2 separate regions of the Homo sapiens genome follow, and region 2 is linked to region 1. A link is an interaction called in ENCODE POLR2A ChIA-PET data of the cell type or tissue named here. Cell type or tissue: PC-9. All regions are shown on one strand. Each heading gives the region's core, and the rest is flanking DNA. Links, peaks and the distances in the headings are about the cores only. Region 1 holds the start of CRLF1 (cytokine receptor like factor 1). Region 2 overlaps ELL (elongation factor for RNA polymerase II).

The links. ChIA-PET counts read pairs that join two places held together with the same protein. Peaks named below come from ENCODE experiments on the same cell type or tissue, not always from the same donor. Only the 100,000 strongest peaks of a DNase experiment are listed, where the experiment ranks them.
Region 2: POLR2A ChIA-PET joins it to region 1 with 19 read pairs; 5 of 35 experiments call an interaction of 5 or more read pairs at or near these places.

The regions. Positions count from the first base shown.
Region 1 is chr19:18,605,514-18,620,536 of GRCh38, reverse strand. It overlaps CRLF1 (cytokine receptor like factor 1), which reads left to right and starts at 13,738. Exons shown (of 9, transcript NM_004750.5): 1 at 13,738-13,995. The coding sequence starts at 13,881. TMEM59L (transmembrane protein 59 like) reads right to left here and starts at 7,667. Exons shown (of 8, transcript NM_012109.3): 1 at 7,408-7,667; 2 at 6,521-6,665; 3 at 6,342-6,433; 4 at 4,410-4,562; 5 at 3,435-3,537; 6 at 2,265-2,382; 7 at 2,045-2,162; 8 at 1-129. The coding sequence starts at 7,578. The coding sequence ends at 1. RefSeq lists enhancers at 5,954-6,474, 13,698-14,616. In PC-9, for the core only: no CTCF peak of the experiment used is centred there; no DNase peak of the experiment used is centred there; H3K4me3 peaks cover 1,064 bases; H3K27me3 peaks cover 1,707 bases.
Region 2 is chr19:18,477,845-18,480,344 of GRCh38, reverse strand. All of the region lies in intron 1 of ELL (elongation factor for RNA polymerase II), which reads left to right. Among named protein-coding and RNA genes, the nearest start is that of ISYNA1, 41 kb to the right of the region's middle. RefSeq lists enhancers at 1,406-1,475, 889-1,791. In PC-9, for the core only: no CTCF peak of the experiment used is centred there; a DNase peak (open chromatin) is centred at 1,264; H3K27ac peaks cover 1,265 bases.

The DNA of each region.
Region 1 (15,023 bases), core at 12,524-15,023:
CTACAGCTTGGTCAGGTCCAGCTTCAGCTTGTAGGGTGGTAGGCTGTCCTCACAGGCGTGGGACGGCGGCGGGTACAGGGGCCAATCGGGCTCCATCATGAAGCCCTTGTGCTGCTCCAGGGTCAGAGGCTGCAGGAAGAGAGGGGAGGAGGGAAGTGGAGGGACGGGGAGAGGCCGAGCCCCCAACCCTGACTGTCTCCTTCCCACCTCTGATTGTTTTATTTTTTTTCTTTTTTTGAGAGAGTCTCTCTCTGTCACCCAGGCTGGAGTGCAGTGGCGCCATCTCAGCTCACTGCAACCTCCGCCTCCTAGGTTCAAGCGATTCTCCTTTCTCAGCCTCCCAAGTAGCTGGGACTACAGGTGCACGCCACCACGCCCAGCTAATTTTTGTATTATTAGTAGATATGGGGTTTCACTATGTTGGCTAGGCTGGTCTCGAACTCCTGAAGTGATCTGCCCACCTCAGCCTCCCAAAGTGCTGGAATTACAGGTGTGAGCCACCACACCTGGACTTTTGTGTGTGTGTGTGTGTGTGTGTGTGTGTGTGTGTGTGTGTGTGTGTGATGGGGTCTTCTCTGTTGTCCAGGCTGGAGTATAGTGGTGCCATCACAGCTCACTGCAGCTTCGAACTCTCAGGCTCAAGTGATCCTCCCACCTCAGCTTCCTAAGTAGCTGGGATCATAAACATGCACCTCCACGTCTAGCTAATTTTTTTTTTCTTTTTTTTTTTTTTGAGATGGAGTCTCGCTCTGTCACCCAGGCTGGAGTGCAGTGGCGCGATCTCGGCTCACTGCAAGCTCCTCCTCCTGGGTTCACGCCATTCTCCTGCCTCAGCCTCCCGAGTAGCTGGGACTACAGGCACCTGCCACCACGCCCAGCTAATTTTTTGTATTTTTAGTAGAGATGGGGTTTCACCTTGTTAGCCAGGATGGTCTCAATCTCTTGACCTCGTGATCCGCCCACCTCGGCCTCCCAAAGTGCTGGGATTACAGGCATGGGCCACCATGCCCAGCCACATCTAGCTAATTTTTAAATGATTTGTAGTGACAAGGTTTCACTATGTTGCCCAGGCTCTGGGCACCACAGAGGTGTCACCAACACACCTGGGCATGATAGAGGTGAGGCCAACACCACAGAAGTGTGGCCACCTCTGACTTCATGTCGCCCCAACTAAGAGTGGATTTTCTTCCCACCAATTCAAAGGGCAGTGAAGAAACTGGCCCAAGTCATGCAGCAAGTGTGAGGTCCTGGCTGGGTGAGGTGGCTCATGCCTGTAATCCCGGTATTCTGGGAGGGCAAGGCAGGTGGATCACTTGAGCCCAGGAGTTCAAGACCAGCCTGGGCAACATAGTCCCCATCTCTACAAAAAATACAAAAATTAGCGGGGCATGGTGGCACGTGACTGTGGTCCCAGCTACTCAGGAGGCTGAGGCAGGAGGATTGCTTGAGCCAGGGAGGCCGAGGCTGCAGTGAGCTGTGATCATGCCACTGCACTCCATCCTGGGTGAAAGAGTGAGATCCTGTCTCAAAAATATATATATAGGCCGGGCGCGGTGGGTCACGCCTGTAATCCCAGCACTTTGGGAGGCAGAGGCGGATGGATCACCTGAGGTCAGGAGTTCAAGACCAGCCTGGCCAACATGGTGAAACACCGTCTCTACTAAAAATACAAAAATTAGCTGGGTGTGGTGGCCCGCGCCCATAGTCCCAGCTACTTCGGAGGCTGAGGCAGGAGAATTGCTTGAACCCAGGAGGTGGAGGTTGCAGTGAGCCGAGATGGTGCCATTGCACTCCAGCCCAGGTGACAGAGCAAGACTCCATCTCAAAAAAAATATATATATATATATTATATATATATATATACACACACACACACACACACACACACACGTATATGTATATATATGTATATACATGAAAAAAGAAAAAAATGTCTGAGGTCCTGGCCTCCATGGGAGCAGGTGGCCAAATCCAGGACCAGCAAACAGCTCTCTCTGCCTTCACCCCCTCCCTCGGCCCAGCGCCATTCACAGATCCCACCCACCTGGAACTTGAGGTGCTGGCCAGGCGCGGTCACCAGGGTGGAGCAGCTCAGCCACAGCATCACCAGCACGGAGAGGAAGAGGCAGCAGGCCAGGATCCAGCGAGGCAGACCCGAGCGCCTGCCCCGCCCGGCAGGCACCACTCAGCTGCCCAGGCCGGGACCAGGGAGACCCGTACCTCCAGTCCCACCCCCCTCCCACCCCCAAGGTCCTGCCACCCACCGGGACATGCAACTGAGGAAGTCATTGTCCTGTGGCTCTTCAGACTCCACCTTGGCCTTGCTGCTGGTCTTGACTCGGATCTTGGCCTTCCTCACCTTGTCCAGGGGGCCTACAGGGTCTGAGAGATCAGCTGCCACTCAGCGACCACCAGGTCTTTGCTAAGAGGCCACAATAACCATGACCAGGAGGGAGGAGGTCAGGACCTGGGGCATAGAGTCCTGGAATGGAGATCAGAGCCCTGGGAGATGGACCACAGAATGCTGAGACAGGGACCATGGAACCCTGGGAGATGGATCCTAGGAGATGAACCATGCAACCCTGGGGGTGAACTGCAGAATCCTAGGAGATGAACCATGGAACCCTGAGAGATAGACCAAAGAACTCTAGGAGATGGACCCTAGGAGATGACCCTAGAAGATGAACCCATGGAACCCTGGGAGATGGATCCTAGGAGATGACCCTTAGGAGATGAACCCATGGAACCCTGGGAGATGGAACATGGAACCCTGGGAGATGGAACATGGAACCCTGGGAAATGGACCATGGAACCCTGGGAGATGGACTGCAGAACCCTGGGGGATGGGCCACAGAACCCTGGGAGATGAACTGCAGAATCCTAAGAGATGAACCATGGAACCCTGAGAGATGGACCAAAGAACCCTTGGAGATGGACCCTAGGAGATGACCCTAGGAGATGAACCCATGGAACTCTGAGAGATGAACCATGGAACCCTGGGAGATGGGCCACAGAACCCAGGGAGATGGGCCACAGAACCCTGGAAAGTGAACCATGGATCCCTGGGAGGTGGACCACAGAACGCTGGGAGGCGGAACACGGAACCCTGGGAGGTGGCCACGGAACCCGGGAGGTGGGCCACGGAACCCTGAGAGGTGGACCACGGATCCCTGGTAAATAGACCATGGAACCCGGGGAGATGGACCACGGAACCCTGGGAAGTAGACCACGGAACCCTGAGAAGTGGACCATGGAACCCTGGGAGGTGGACCATGGAACCCTGGGAAATAGACCATGGAGACCTGGGGGATGAGCCATGGAACCCAGGACTTGAGAGATGGAGATCCCGATCCTAGAAGGTCTGTTTGCCAGGCCGACTCCTTGTGGCAGTGGGGCCACCCATGGAAGGAACACTGGTCTAGGTTGCACCTTACCCACGTGCACCTCCAGGGCTTCAGGGTGGGAGCCTCGCCAGGTCACCTCCACGCGCTGCAGACGGCCCCCCTGGAAGCCGAGGCTCTCCACTATGGGCTGAGTCTGGGCCAGGAACAAGACAGCACAGAGAGGCTTGTGAGAACAGCACCCCTGGGCCCAGGCAGGCCCTCTGTGACTGCCATGTCCCACGCCCAGCTGATACCCAGTTCCCCTGGGTATCAGGGGTGGGCTTGATGTCAGGGATGTTGTTTTCTGCTTTCATGGGCTCCTCCATTTGCCTTAACCCCATCCTTTAGCTCCAGAAGTAGGAACATGATCCAGACCAAGCCAGTGAATTGCCTGAGAGATGGTCATATGATCCAGCCAGGGCCAATCAGAGTAAATCCCAGCTCAGTTAAAACCCCAGAGGGAGCCGGGGCAGTGGCTCATGCCTGTAATCCCAGCACTTTGGGAGGCCGAGGCAGGTGAAACACCTGAGGTCAGGAGTTCGAGACCAGCCTGGCCAACATGGCGAAACCCCGTCTCCACTAAAAATACAAAAATTAGGTGGGTGTGGTGGTGGCCGCCTGTAATCCCAGCTACTCAGGAGGCTGAAGCAGGAGAATCACTTGAACCTGGGAGGTGGAGGTTGCAGTGAGCTAAGATCATGCCATTGCACTCCATCTTGGGCAACAAGAATGGGAGTCCATCTCAAAACAACAACAACAACAACAAAAAAAAACCACAGCGTTTGTAACCTAGAGCCTCTGGCATCCACCTTACTGCCAAGAAGAAGTAAATGCCTGGGAATGAAGCCACCACAAAAGAAAGCAGAGTCAAGGCATGGAGTGAGACACTGAGCCCCTGGATCCAGCTGTGCCTGAAGCTCGCCCACTGTGGACTTTGCATCTCATGAGCTAAGAGCCAATGCATCCCATCTTCTTACCCTGCCCACCCATCTGCCACTCTGGCGTGGCCCCTGTCAGAGGTCTCACCTGAAACACCACCACTTTCCCATTGTCAGTCTGCAAGTAGTATGTCCAGGTGGAGGAGACAAATCCCTGGGCTGAGTTGACAAGGTCATTGCAGAGGGTGGAAAACAAGTCCAAGAGGGAGAGGGCCCCACTTGGAGCCTCCAGGACCTTTCTCTGGTGAAAAAAGGTCCAAGACACAAAGATGGCACCGAAATAGGGCATTAACCAATGAATGGGAGGGGGCAGGATGTGGTGGCTCACGCCTGTAATCCCAACACTTTGGAAGGCTGAGGCAGGCCGATCACTTGAGGCCAGAAGTTTGAGACCAGCCTGGACAACATCGTGAAACCCTGTCTCTACTAAAAATACAAAAATTAGCCAGGCATGATGGCGCACGCCTGGAATCTCAGCTACTCCAGAGGCTGAGGCAGGAGATTTGCTTGAACCCAGGAGGCAGAGGTTGCAGTGAGCCAAGATCACACCACTGAACTCTAGCCTGGGTGAAAGAGTGAGACTCCATCTCAAATAAATAAATGAATAAATAAACTAACAGGAGAGGAGCTAGGAGAATTCACTTGGATTGGATGTGGCTAAGTGATTTGGGCCAATAGGACTTCTTATAGTGAACACAGATCTCAGCGTGGCAGTTGGCTTCCTGTGTACCCTTAGGGAAGTGGATTGTGCTCTCTGAGCCCTAAAATGGGTATCGTTCTCTTCCTTCATGGAGTAGCCATGAAATTTCAACTAGAGGATGCCTGCCAGGTGCCTGGCACGGCACAGGCACTTAATGCGTAGTAGTCCCTATTACTAAAAATATCATCATCCTCATTATTCTTATTTTGACAGCGTCAAGACGGAGGTCTGATGGCCGGCCATGGTGGCTCATGCCTGTAATCCCAGCACTTTGGGAGGCCGACGTGGGAAGATCACTTGAGGTCAGGAGTTCAAGATCAGCCTGGCCAACATGATGAAACCCTGTCTCTCCTAAAAATACAAAAATTAGCCGATTGTAGTGGGGGGTGCCTGTAATCTCACCTACAAAGGAGGCTGAGGCAGGAGAACCACTTGAACCCGGGAGGCGGAGGCTGCAGTGAGCCAAGATTGTACCACTGCACTCCAGGCTAGGCAACAGAGCAAGACTTCATCTCAAAAAATAAATAAATAAATAAGAGGGAGCTCTGAATTGGAAGGGCTGACAGTGCAGTGAGCTTTTCTGAACAGCAGTGAAAGCTGGGAAGGGGTGGAGGAAAATGGGGGAAGTGGGGAAAGGGCTTTCTGGGGAGTCCCAGCCCCTAGGTCTCTGGCTATGCTACATGATTTTCTGTGCCTCAGTTTCCCCATGATGCAGCATTGCTTGGACTACAATAGATGAACCGTTATTATTTCTCCCATAAGGCAGTGTGTGCGTGCTTGCGAGGCAAGCCTGCTCTACCCTGAGCCGCAGTTCTGAGCCCCTCCAGGTGACAGTGACCACCAGCTCATCACAGGGGAAGGGCTTAGACCAGCACCTGGCAGCTCTGGGGGCGCCTAAGAGGAGTGAGGTGAGGAGTGGCCACAGCTCTGGTGGCTTCAAATCTCGCCCCTTGCACAGCCCTGTGTATGACCTGGGAGGTTGCCCCCTGGGCACTAAATGGGGGTGACATTGTCCTTTGTGCCTCCAAGTGACACAAAAACATTTGGGACAGGTTGAAGTCAGGCCCGAACCAGGACAGATGTTTGATAAATGATGGCTGTTTTCTGCCACTTATTCCTGAAAAGGTGGTGGGGCATGGGGGGCGTTGTTGCATGTAACTAAGGCTGGAGACATGACGGGGCTGGATGGAGGTTGCCCTGCAGGCCTGGTATAGAACGCAGAGTCTGGCAGAGCCTCTGCACGTGAATGAAGATTTCCCACGGGGTGAAGAGGGTGGGGGTATTGGGAAAAGGGACCCCAGGCCGCAGTGGGAGGCCCACCTTCTGCTCCGGCTCAGGCTCCGCGGGCTGGCTCCAGCAGCCGTGGCTACAGGCCTGCTGCTCTGCCTCCTTCACATAGGCTTCCACGCAGGCTGTGGGAGGTGGGAGCGGGTGACTGGGGACGGCCCTTCCCAGGCCACCTCTCCCCACGCTGGCCCACCCTGCCGGCGGGCCCTCACCTGCTTCACACTCAGTTTGGGTGGCATTGGGCTTGGAGCTTCTGGCCACAAATCGGCAGATGGAGAAGAGGCGGCAGCCACGCTCGCAAGCGCTGATCAGAACGGCTCTGTCATAGGGAGACTCGGAGGCGCCCTCCAGCCCCGCCTGGGGGAGGGGAGGACAGGGGGCTCAGGCCATGGGGAGGGGCAGGAGGAGGGTGGGGGGACCGGAGCATTCAGCAGAGGCAGGGAAAGGCTTCCCCGCTCCCCACGACATCTAGCCAGATGGAGATGAAGTTGGGAGAGGCTACAAATATTAGTGGGGGCTCTTAGCTCTGAGGAGGGAGATGGGGAGGGAGCTTGAGAAGAGAAATGGACAGTGAAGGTGGAGAGAAATGAGCCTTCCCCCCACTAGGTTCCAGGGAGGAGGGGAGACATGGAGAAGGATTCTCAGACCTGGAGGAGGAGGGGGAGGCTCAGAGGAGGGGGTTTTGGTCACACGCAGATCAGGCTTGAATCCTGGGGAGTGGTGGTATGAGTAGGGGCTGGTAGCTCTGAGTGGGGAGGGAACACGATGTGGAGGAGGAGGAATGAGGTGGGGGGACCATCAGGCCTGAGGGAGCTGGGGGTTGGGTGCTAGAGGGTCCTTACCCAGCAGAGTGCGGAAGGAGCCCGGGAGGTGGTATCGGCCCCTTATCGCAAGGACCTGCATCCCCAAGCACTCCCCCATCAGAGGGAACCCCAGCCCGTCAACTACTGGAGAGATCTCCCCATTCCCGACCCCCACCTCCCCACGGACACCCCCACCAAAGTCTCCTGCTGTCATCCAAGAGAAGCCCATCCCAACGCCTCCTCCTTCGGAGAGATCCCGCGTCCCCCGCTGGCACCTGGCACCGCACGCGCCTCACCTGCGAGGGCTGCGGGCCGAGGTCGCGGTCGCGGCACCGCAGCTGGCAGTTCTGCGTGTCCCCGAGCTGGGGGGCGAAGGGATCGCGGGCGGACGGCGCGGAGGCGGCGGGCGGCGACGCCAACAGCAGCAGCAGCAGCAGCGGCGGTGGCATCAGCGCCACCGCAGCCATGGCCGGGCGGAACGCGGGGGGCGCGGGGGACTCCAGCTCAGGCCGGGCACGGAGGATGCAGCGGCTGCGGCGGGGACCGGGGCGCTGACGTCACCCGAGCGAGGCAGCCTGGGAAGCGGGGGGTGGGAGATGCGGAGAGCGGGCGGGGTAGCTGCGCTGCGGCACCCGAGGCGTGCGGGTCGGGCGGGGCAGGTGCATCGCGGCCCCCACCGTCTATCCCATCGCGGGGGTCCCAGGACACCTCCCTGGTGCCCACGGGCGGGGGATCTCTGCTGGCGCTTGGGGCCAAAAGGAAATATATAGGGGGATGGGATGGAGGGGACTATTCCCCAGGGGTGTCGAGGAGAGCGGAGAGCTTGGCGGAGGAGGCGACGTGTGAGCCGACCACGCGGGAGAGAGGAGAAAGGGGTGTCCAGGCTACAAGGATCAGCGAGGATCCTGAGAGAAAGAGCTTGTTGCAGGAGGAGGGAGGGCGATGGGGCTGGAGTCCAACCAGGGAACGGAGAGGGAGGAAGGTGAGAGCCGCAGGACCCGGCAGCTGAGTCCTGGCATCTTCTCTTTTGACACCCAGGTTAGAAAGGAGACAACTTGCGCGCAGTTTGCCTCCTCCGGGAAGCCCTCTGAGCCCCTCCCTTGCTCCTTCAGCCTCGCCTCCCTCTGGCCCAGCCCTGATCCACTGACCTAGGGAATCTGGCCCTGTCTCCCCAAGGCTGGAGACCCCTGGGCTGGGGCTTAGTGGGAGGGGACACAGAGGTATGCTCAGGAGCAAGGGGAGGGGGTGATGCTGACATGTCTAATTCTCATGGGAAAACGGGGCAAATAGCGACACTTCTGACTTCCATAACCATCACACCCCAGGGCGATGGACTGTAGCCCCAGGAGCCGAATCTCGGTTAGAGGGTACCCCCAGCTTCCTCTCCGCCAGATAAGGGAGTGGGGACGCCCCTCTAAACCCGGATCCTCTGCAAAGATGCCCCCGCTTTCGCTGGCATGCCTGGCGCAGGTGCCTGCAGCGCCGCGCAGCAGCCCGCAGGTCCCCCACCTACGCTCCGCCCCCGCAGACGGGGCGGCAGCCTCGCAGGGTCTGCGGGTTAGAGGGCGGCTCAGGTTTCGGCCTGGGAAGAGGGTGTCCCGGGTGGGGGCCCGGCGCACCCCCTACTCTGGCCTGCGGCCGCGCTTTCATCTCAGCGGCCCCCGGCCGGCCCCCACGTGGCTTAATCAGGCGCGGCTGTGCCTGGCGGACCCCGAACATCTGGATCCCGGTGCGGCCCCTCCCCCGCCCCGCCCCGCCCCTCCCCTCCCCTCCCATGCTAGGCCGCTGCGACCCGGCGGCGAGGGCCTCCAGCCCGCAGTTTGCGCCAGAATCCAGCAGGAGAATTCCGCTTCTAACCCACCCGCGCGCCAGGCCCGCACCTTGGGAAACAGCCCTGTGCGTTATGACCAATACTGTCCCCCATTTCACAGGTGGGAAACTTAGGCTCCGGGACGCGTTGGCAAAGTCAGGATTCAAGCCCACACATGCTAATTCCAGAGGCCCGCGCGCGCCTAACCCCTCCACAATTACTGTCTTTCATTCATTCCAACGAAACACTTTTTCTTGCAACAACCGTATAAGACAGGTACCGGTAGCGTTGCCCTTTTATATGGGTGAGGAAACTGATGCTCAGACTGCAAAGTGGTTCTGTCCAGGTGACAGGGAGAGAAGCAAAGAAAAGCCGGCAGAGCCCTGCCAATGATGGGAGGTGACCTTTGGGCATTGCTTAAAACGCATCAGGGAGGAGGGACACCCCGCGCCCTTTTGCAGAAGGAGAAACTGAGGCTGGAGGAGTGGGTCGATCACCCAGGTCGCCTGAGGGGAGAAGGGAAAGAGGCTGATTGCCGCACACCCAGCCCCCTTTCCGCTGCACTAGGCCGCTGGGGGGGTGAGCGGAAAGAGGACTTGACCCCGGCCCCCAAGGTGAGCCCCCGCGCCCCTCCTGCTGTTCCCGGGGGAGCCGGTCCAGGTGAGGGGCGGGAGGGCCGGCGGGCGGCCAGGGTCGGGTTTCAGGAAATCCGCCGACATTCCTTCGGGGCTTAAGAGGGAAAGTTGACTCGGCGCCGCCCTCGCCCCCCCCCCCACTTCCTACCCCCCGGGGCGGCCTGGCTGGGGGCGGCAGGCGGGGGGCGCTGAGGCCGGCCTGGGCGTGAATCAGCGGCAGGCCAGGCGTCCGGGAAGCCACAGCAGCCGAGGTCAAGGCGGGCAGCGGACAAGCACCCTTTGTCCCTTGCCGCCCTCACCACGACCCTGCTGACCCCCACCTCCAAGCAGGGTACAGGCCAGGGAGGAGGCAGAGCACCATGGCGCCGGTGGTGGTTGCTGAGGGTTGTTGGGGGAGGACGGAGGGATGTGGCTGTCCCCCTAAAGCAGCTGGTGCCTCCTGGGACCCAGACTTCAGAGGCTTCTCAGGGTACAGACGGGCAGGGAAACTGGCCTCCCTGGGGCAGGCCTGCAACTTCCCAGGCAGGTCCCCTAGGCAGGTCTGCAACTCCCCAGGTCCCGCCTCCAGTGCCTGAAGTCCAGTGTGCATTACACTGAGCACCCAGGCATTGCTTCTCCCCAGGCTCAGCCTCCAGGGCAGAAATTATAAAGCCTAGGTACACACGGGCCCCACTTTCCTGTGCCACAGACCCTGAACCAGGTGTCCAGACCCTCACTGCCCCTTAATTCCTGAAAGCACCTGCCTGGAACACCAGGTAGCTAATCCCATACTGGGGAGCCCTGAGCACGGGGCTTTCAGAATGGGAGAGACAGCTCTCAGCCTTCCTCACTCCCAGTGGTTGTGGGTCCCCACAGGACCCTGAAGGTGCCATTTCCACTGCCCCCTCCCTGGTGCACCCTCAGTGCCCTGGAATCACGAGGGAGCTGGGGATGGAGGCCCCCCCCCCAACCTAATACCTCTCATCCAGAGGTGACCTTGGAGTGGAGGGTGCAGGACTAAGGAGGGGTCCCTCCCCCAGCCCAAGGGGAGGCCCTCCCTCTGCCCAAGGGGAGGCCCTCCCTCCTTCTGCCCCTTACACATTCCCAGCCAACTTCAAGGACTTGGGTCAATATTTGCCAGAAGTTCCATTGACGCTAGCTCCCTTTTGTCCTCAAGGAGATAATGGAACTGGGGAGTAAAGGGTTAAACTTCTGGGGGCCCTAAGGGCCGGGAAGGATGCACTCTGGGGTCAATTCCCTTTCCCTGAAGTCAAAGGTGTGGGGTAAAGATCACCCAAGGGCAGAAGTCACACTCCAGGGTGGGGCTGGGCAGGATTGGAAAATGGTCCTTCCCTTCTGTTGGTAAGAACAAGAGAGGGATGTCTACTGGCTAGGGTCACACAGCAAGACACAGAGTGTGGGCCAGGCTAGGACCCCAGGCAGCATGACTTGCTAGGACTGAGTTTTCTTGCTACTTGGAGGGAGTAAGAGTTCTCCATCCTTTACTTTTACAAATATTTAGTGAGTGCTTCGCTTTCAGCCCTCACTGGGCCCACCACTGGGGTCCAAAGGGGCTGAGGCTGCCCACAGTCTAAAGAAAATCAGTTGCACAAGAAATGAAATGGTTGGAAGAGTTGTGTTTCAAAAACAATAAAACAAAGTGAAGGAGAGGGAGAGTGCTGGGGGAAGGGTGGAGGGCCTCTCTGAGGAGGTGGCACTAATCCTGTGAAGTGATGGAAGAGAAAGGGCCAACTGGGGAAGATGTGGGGAACAGCATTCCAGCAGAGGGAACAGCCAACACGCAGAGGCCCTTCTATAGTAACAAGCCTGGTATGTTTTGGGAAACAGGGCTCCAGTGGCTGGGGCGGAATGAGGGAGAGGAGGGGGAAGAGGAGAGGGAAGAAGAGGAGGGGAGAGGATGGCGAGAGGGTGGCAGGACAAAGATCTGCTTTTTCTTCTTTTAAAAGCTCCCTCTGCCTGGTGTGCCGAGAAAGGCAGAAGGGTTATCAGGGAGGCCCTGGAGGAGGCCGGGAAGCATCCCTGAGGGAGACCGTGGGGCCTGGATCTGAATGGGGTGGGAAAAAGGGGTCAGCATCTCAGAATGGAGATGTGTTTTAGAATCAGAGCCAACAGGATTTGCTGATGAATTGGACATGAGGGATGAGCAAAGGAGAGAGTTGTCACGTGCGCTTCCAGGTCTCTGGCCTGAGCACCTGGATGGATGGGAGAGCCCTTTCCCAAAACCAAAATGACTGGAAGAGAAGCAGAAATGGAGGGAGGAAAAAATCAAGGTTTTGCTCCAGAAGCCTGAAGTCCTCCCAGGAGGGAGTGAGGCGTCTCTATCCACACAGAGAGCATCTGCAGACAGGAGCCATGGGGGAGTAGTGGTGAGTATCCTAAAAACTCAATTCCAGCCAAGGACTGCCACCTCCACTTAACCCTCTGGGTCCCCTGGCAGGTGGGACTATGGCTCCATGTTTCAGAGGGGACAAGCAGGGCTGGGGGTCACCTCTGCTCCAGGATATCCTCCAGTGCTGTGCTAAGGGCTTGGATTGTAGAGACTTCTGCTGCCCTGCGTCTTCCCACAGAAGCTCCTAGACTGGGTGGTGCCCACTGTGCAGAGGAAGAAACTGAGGCACAAAAGGCCTGGTTTCCCGAAGTAAATGGCAGCGTCTCTCCTTGTCTGTCTTCTCCATCCAGAATTCAGATGGAGCAGGGGCGCCCTGGGCCCCTATAGGCTCCCATCCCCCAATCTTGTTTTTTGACAGTCTGGAGTCTGAACTGGAGATTTAAGTAGGAGAGGGTGGGGCTTCAGTCTTGGGCAGACAAATGGGGGCTCCTGAGCCCCCCTCAGACACTTTTACCCCCTTGGCTGGTTGGGGACCAGGAGAGAGAATCCAGGCCTCTAAGGGACTCCTGGAAAAGGGGACTTGGAGCCGTTCCCTTCCCTGGGCGCTGCAGCTGGGGGCGGGGCTGCGACCAAAAGTGGGTAATTGCACCCCCCAACTCTCATTTCAGGCACCCCCATCCGCAGCAGCCTTGGAGGCCAGGAACCCTTTATTCCTGGGCGCCCGCATCGGGTGGGGACCGGGAGGAGGGAGATGAGACGCCCGGACCGGGAGGGGTCCCGAAACTCGAGCAATGGCCAAAAATAATAACACGGAGAAGGCTCTTTGCGCAAAAGAAGGAAGACAAACTATGCGTCGCTCCGGGCAGCCGGCGTTACCTGGAGTCGGCGGGCGGTGGCCGCCGAAGCGATTACTCACCGCGTGGCGCACCCCACCCGCGGGCCGCTGAGTGGATTTTTCCGTGGCGGGGTGTGAATAGGTCCCGGGGAAAGAGCTTCTTACCGCTCTCCTCCTGGGAATCCCTCTTACTGCGGTGCGGGACCCAGTTCCCGCGCAGGCCTGGGTCCCGGCTCCCACAGGGGACTACATCTCCCCGTCTGCCCACGCAGGAGCTCCCTCCCGAGGCCCCCGGGGCGCCCAGAGCAACCTCAAACCCATCCCGCGCGCGAAGGGGACAGCGCAGCCAGGGCGAAGGCGAGGGACTCCGTGCCTTCCTGCTTTTTCTCCTTTCTTCCAGCAAAGCCTGGGGCCGAGGCTACTCGCGGAGAATCGAAAAGAGGCAGGATGAGGTGGGAGGGCTGGAACCCGCGCGCCGAGGGCGTGGGGCTGGGGGTGACTTTTAGGCCCCTGGGAAGGCTGAGGGGCTGGAGATGGGGGTAGGCGGGACTCAAGGACCGCTCGGTGGGGGGGGCGGGGCCAGAGCTGGGGTGGGGGCCGAGACAGAAGATTGGGCCGTGGAAGGGGGAATGGAGGAGTGGGGCAGGGTTGGGGACCAAAGGGGCCACTGAAGAGGCACTGGGCTGAGAGGAGGGTGCAGGGAAGTGGGCAGGGTTATGGAAACGGGATTGGGGGTGCCGGGTCCCAGACTGGGGGTGGGAAGCCTGGAGCTGGCAGGGTTGGAGAGGGAGGTCCTGGGCCGGTAGGGGTTGAGTTAGGGGGCTTTGGGCCGCGGGATAGGGCGCGCGCGGTTCTCGGTGGGGCGGAGGCGGGACGGGCGGGGCGCGCGGTGCCCGCGGGCGGGCGGGCGGCGGGGAGGCCGGTGCGGGGCCCGCCGCCCCCCCGGGGCCGGGCCGGGCCGGGGGCGGGGCCGGGCGGGGCCAGCGGCGCATTAGCGCCTTGTCAATTCGGCTGCTCAGACTTGCTCCGGCCTCCGCGTCCGCGCCCAGCGACGTGCGGGCGGCCTGGCCCGCGCCCTCCCGCGCCCGGCCTGCGTCCCGCGCCCTGCGCCACCGCCGCCGAGCCGCAGCCCGCCGCGCGCCCCCGGCAGCGCCGGCCCCATGCCCGCCGGCCGCCGGGGCCCCGCCGCCCAATCCGCGCGGCGGCCGCCGCCGTTGCTGCCCCTGCTGCTGCTGCTCTGCGTCCTCGGGGCGCCGCGAGCCGGATCAGGAGCCCGTGAGTACCCGGCGCCCCACTCCTTCCCCCCTGCCAGAGCAGAGGGCGGGCGCCCCGGGGGCAGCCGCGGGGGGAGGGGGCGCGGGCGCCACCTGGACGGCCGGGGAACAAAGGAAGGCGCCCCCGGCGCAGCCCTCGGGGCGCCCTCACCTGCGGGGCACACGGCGCCGCAGTCCACTGTCCAGAGAGTCCTGCTTCCGCGCCCGAGGCCCTGTTACCTGGGCAGCTGGGCCGAGGGCGCCAGGCCAGGCCCCCGGGGGCTGGGGGGATCGCGGCCTGAGACCCTCTGCATGCCAGGACGTGGCGGGCGCACGCGTCTGCTTCGGTGGACTCTGGGCCCCTGGGACTGCAGGGCACCGCTCCCAGGCGGGGGCGCACGCGGTTGGCGCGCTGGGTGCGGGCCCCCAGCGGGCCCCCCCAGGCGGAGGGATGAGCCCCACGGGGAGGGCGGGGCTGCAGGGGGGCCGCTCTGGCCGCCTGGCGCGCAGCCCGGGGTCCCGGGGGACTTGTGTCTCCACGGGCCGGCGCCACCGCCCTCCCCCTGCGGGACCCGGCGCACGGGGGTCCGCGGAGTCCCCGCCACCGGCGGCGCTTAGAACCGTTTTCAGCCAGGCTGCGTCGGGCGGAGAGCCTCCAGCGAGAGGAATCTTTGTGAGCGAGTGGGTGAGAGGGAGAGGGAGCGGGAGCCAGTGAGTCCGGGCACCAGCGGGCCCAAACTTTGAGGGGGCCCACTGGGAACCCGCTGCCCTACGGGCCAAGACCCCTGCCCTGGAGGGACTTCTGGCCTCAGGCACTCTGGGGCCCCCCATCCAAGGAACACCCCCGCAAGGATACGTCTCCGTATGCAGACCCGCTCTGGGACACACCCAGAGACACACAAAGAATCACACTGGCTTGTGGCCCGTCACCCTCGCCCTCAAACTCGCGCACACTGCATCCCAGGTGCACATTCGCGCACCATCGCGGACGCACACACATTCCATCCCCGACACACACATTCACGGTCACACACATCCCACAGGGGAGGC
Region 2 (2,500 bases), core at 1-2,500, 130 kb after region 1:
AGCCCCACTCAGTCACTGTCTAAACTCTCCGTGGCCTCAATGTCCTGCTCCAGTCCTGCCAGGAAGTCTCAAGGAGGATTCCTGAATAGCGTTTCCCAATCATTTGTGCTTTACTGGAAAGGGGGGGCCTGTTGTGGGGAGGCCACCGTCCAGGGCTCTTCCCGGGACTTCACCTTCCCTCTGCTGGACCACACGCCGTGGCTTGGCAGGGTGACCCAGCTCTGTAAGATCAGGACGTGTGTGCTGACACTGGTGCTTGGGAGAGTCAGCAAGATGGACTTCTGAAGAAGGAACAGATGCATTCCTTTCTGTCATTTCCTGCATCAGGGGTGGGGTGGCAGGCCTTGCCCAGTAGACAGCAGGGAGAACGTGCTGCCTGGGGAGAGTGGGCACTTCTGCTGAGTGGGTGCTTCTGGAGGGTGGTGGGAAGGATCATGTGTCTTTGGGGCAGCCTTGGCACCTGCTGCCTTGGGCCTCATTGTCCCCAGGCTGGTAGCAGGTATCCTGGGACCTGGCCAGATTGGGCCCCGTCCATCTGTCTGTGTGTCTCATCTCTTCACTGTGCCCTCTCCCTAGTTTCTGTCTTTGCTGGAGAGTTTTTAAAACAATCCTAGATTTTTTTTTTTTTTTTTTTTTGAGATGGAGTCTCACTCTGTCGTGCAGGCTGGAGTGCAGTGGCTTGATCTCAGCTCACTGCAACCTCCGCCTACCGGGTTCAAGCAGTTCTCCTGCCTCAGGCTCCCGAGTAGCTAGGATTATAGGCGTATGCCACCATGCCTGGCTAATTTTTGTATTTTTAGTAGAGATGGAGTTTCACCATGTTGGTCAGGCTGGTCTTGAACTCCTGACCTCAAGCAGTCCACCTGCCTCAGCCTCCCAAAATGCTGGGATTACAGGTGTGAGGTACCATGCCTGGCCAACAATCAGATACGTTCTTCTTCACCCGTAACTTTTCCATTTATATTTTATATTTGTTGAAGGGAGCAGGTCTTTTTTCCCATAGATTTTTCTGCTTTCTGCTCTGATGGTCGCTTCCCGTGGCAGGGTCAGCCCAGGGCTTCTCAGCCCCTGCACTGCTTGACATTTGGGGCAGGAGGTTCTGTGTTGCCTGCAGTGTGCTGAGCAGCATCCCTGGCCTCCCCCGAGCCAGATGGTGGGGACTGTCCCCGCCCTCAGTGGTGAGGACCAGAAATGGCTCCAGACATTGCCTCGTGCCCTGGGGAAGATTCACCCACCACACTTCCTGTAAACTGGTCACTCGGCCTGGAGGTGGATTTCGTAAGCCACTTCCTGTTGCTTCATCCCCGGAAGTGCTCTTTGCCGGAGGGGAGAGGATCAGGGGATTCTGGCCCTGGAGAGGTTCCTCCTCACCCTTTCCTCTGTCTCAGCATTGAGGACTCTCACTGCCTCCCAGGCTCTGCACCCTCGACCCTTTTCCCAAAGGCATTGCTGTCTTTACAGGAGTGTCCTCATTGAGGGGGAGCTGCCTACAGGAGTCTCCCAGTCTGTGTTCAGTAGCCCCAGTGGGCGCCCAGGCCAAGTGACCGCAGGGCGCAGGCATCACTGCCCTGCTGTGTTGAGGTCTGTTCTCCGAGTCAGGGTCTGAAGTCCAGTTGGGTCTGGGGAGCACCAGCCTCGGCACAGCTCAGTGCCTGCCTGTCCGGCCTTGAAGACCCAGCTGACCTGCTGACTGTGTCAGGCCAGCTGTGGCGGCCCTACCAGGCTCCCCAGCTCCCACCTGGGGCCCTGGCCTGAAGTACAGCAGCGGGGGTGACTTTGTATCTCAGGAGCTCCCAGTTCCATACCTCATGCTGGGTAATGAAAGTTGGATTTTTGCCACTCGAGGGCCTGAGAGGACTTGTGGGGGTGATGACCCCTCAGAGGGTCTACAGAGACTGGGCAGGCGGTGGCCTGAGGCATGGCTCTCCCCTGCTGGGTGTTCTTGGGTGTGAGATGGGCAGTACCCTGCAGGTGTCATGTGCTACTGAGTTACCCCGTTATTTAATTAATGCAGCCTGAGGCCAACCCCAAAGCTTCTAAGGCAGCAGGGAAATCACCTGTGCTACAGTCTGTTCCTGACCCTCTGTCCTGCTTCATAGATGAGGTAACGAGGCGCTTGGCCCCCCTGACAAGGGTTCGGCCATGACACCACGCATGTTGGCTCTGGAGGGAGCAGCCAGAAGAGGGTGTGGTGGGCCACATGCTGTCAGGCGTCCCCACCAGGCCAGGCTGGTGAGCACAGAGGGTGACAGCTGGTCCCACCGTGAAGGGACCTAGCTGGCTCTGCCTGTCTGCAGCCGACACTCACCTCCTGGGCCCTTGATTGGCTTGTCAGGGCACTGCACCCCAGCTGCTTTCTGTGTTTTTTCTCATCCCCCCCACCCAGTCCTTGTGTTCTCATCACCATCTATTTAGCACCCCACATTCAAAACCCCAGCCTCACTACCGTAATTTATGCCTTGAATGATCTTTTGCAGAAACATCATAAGAAAAAAGCCTT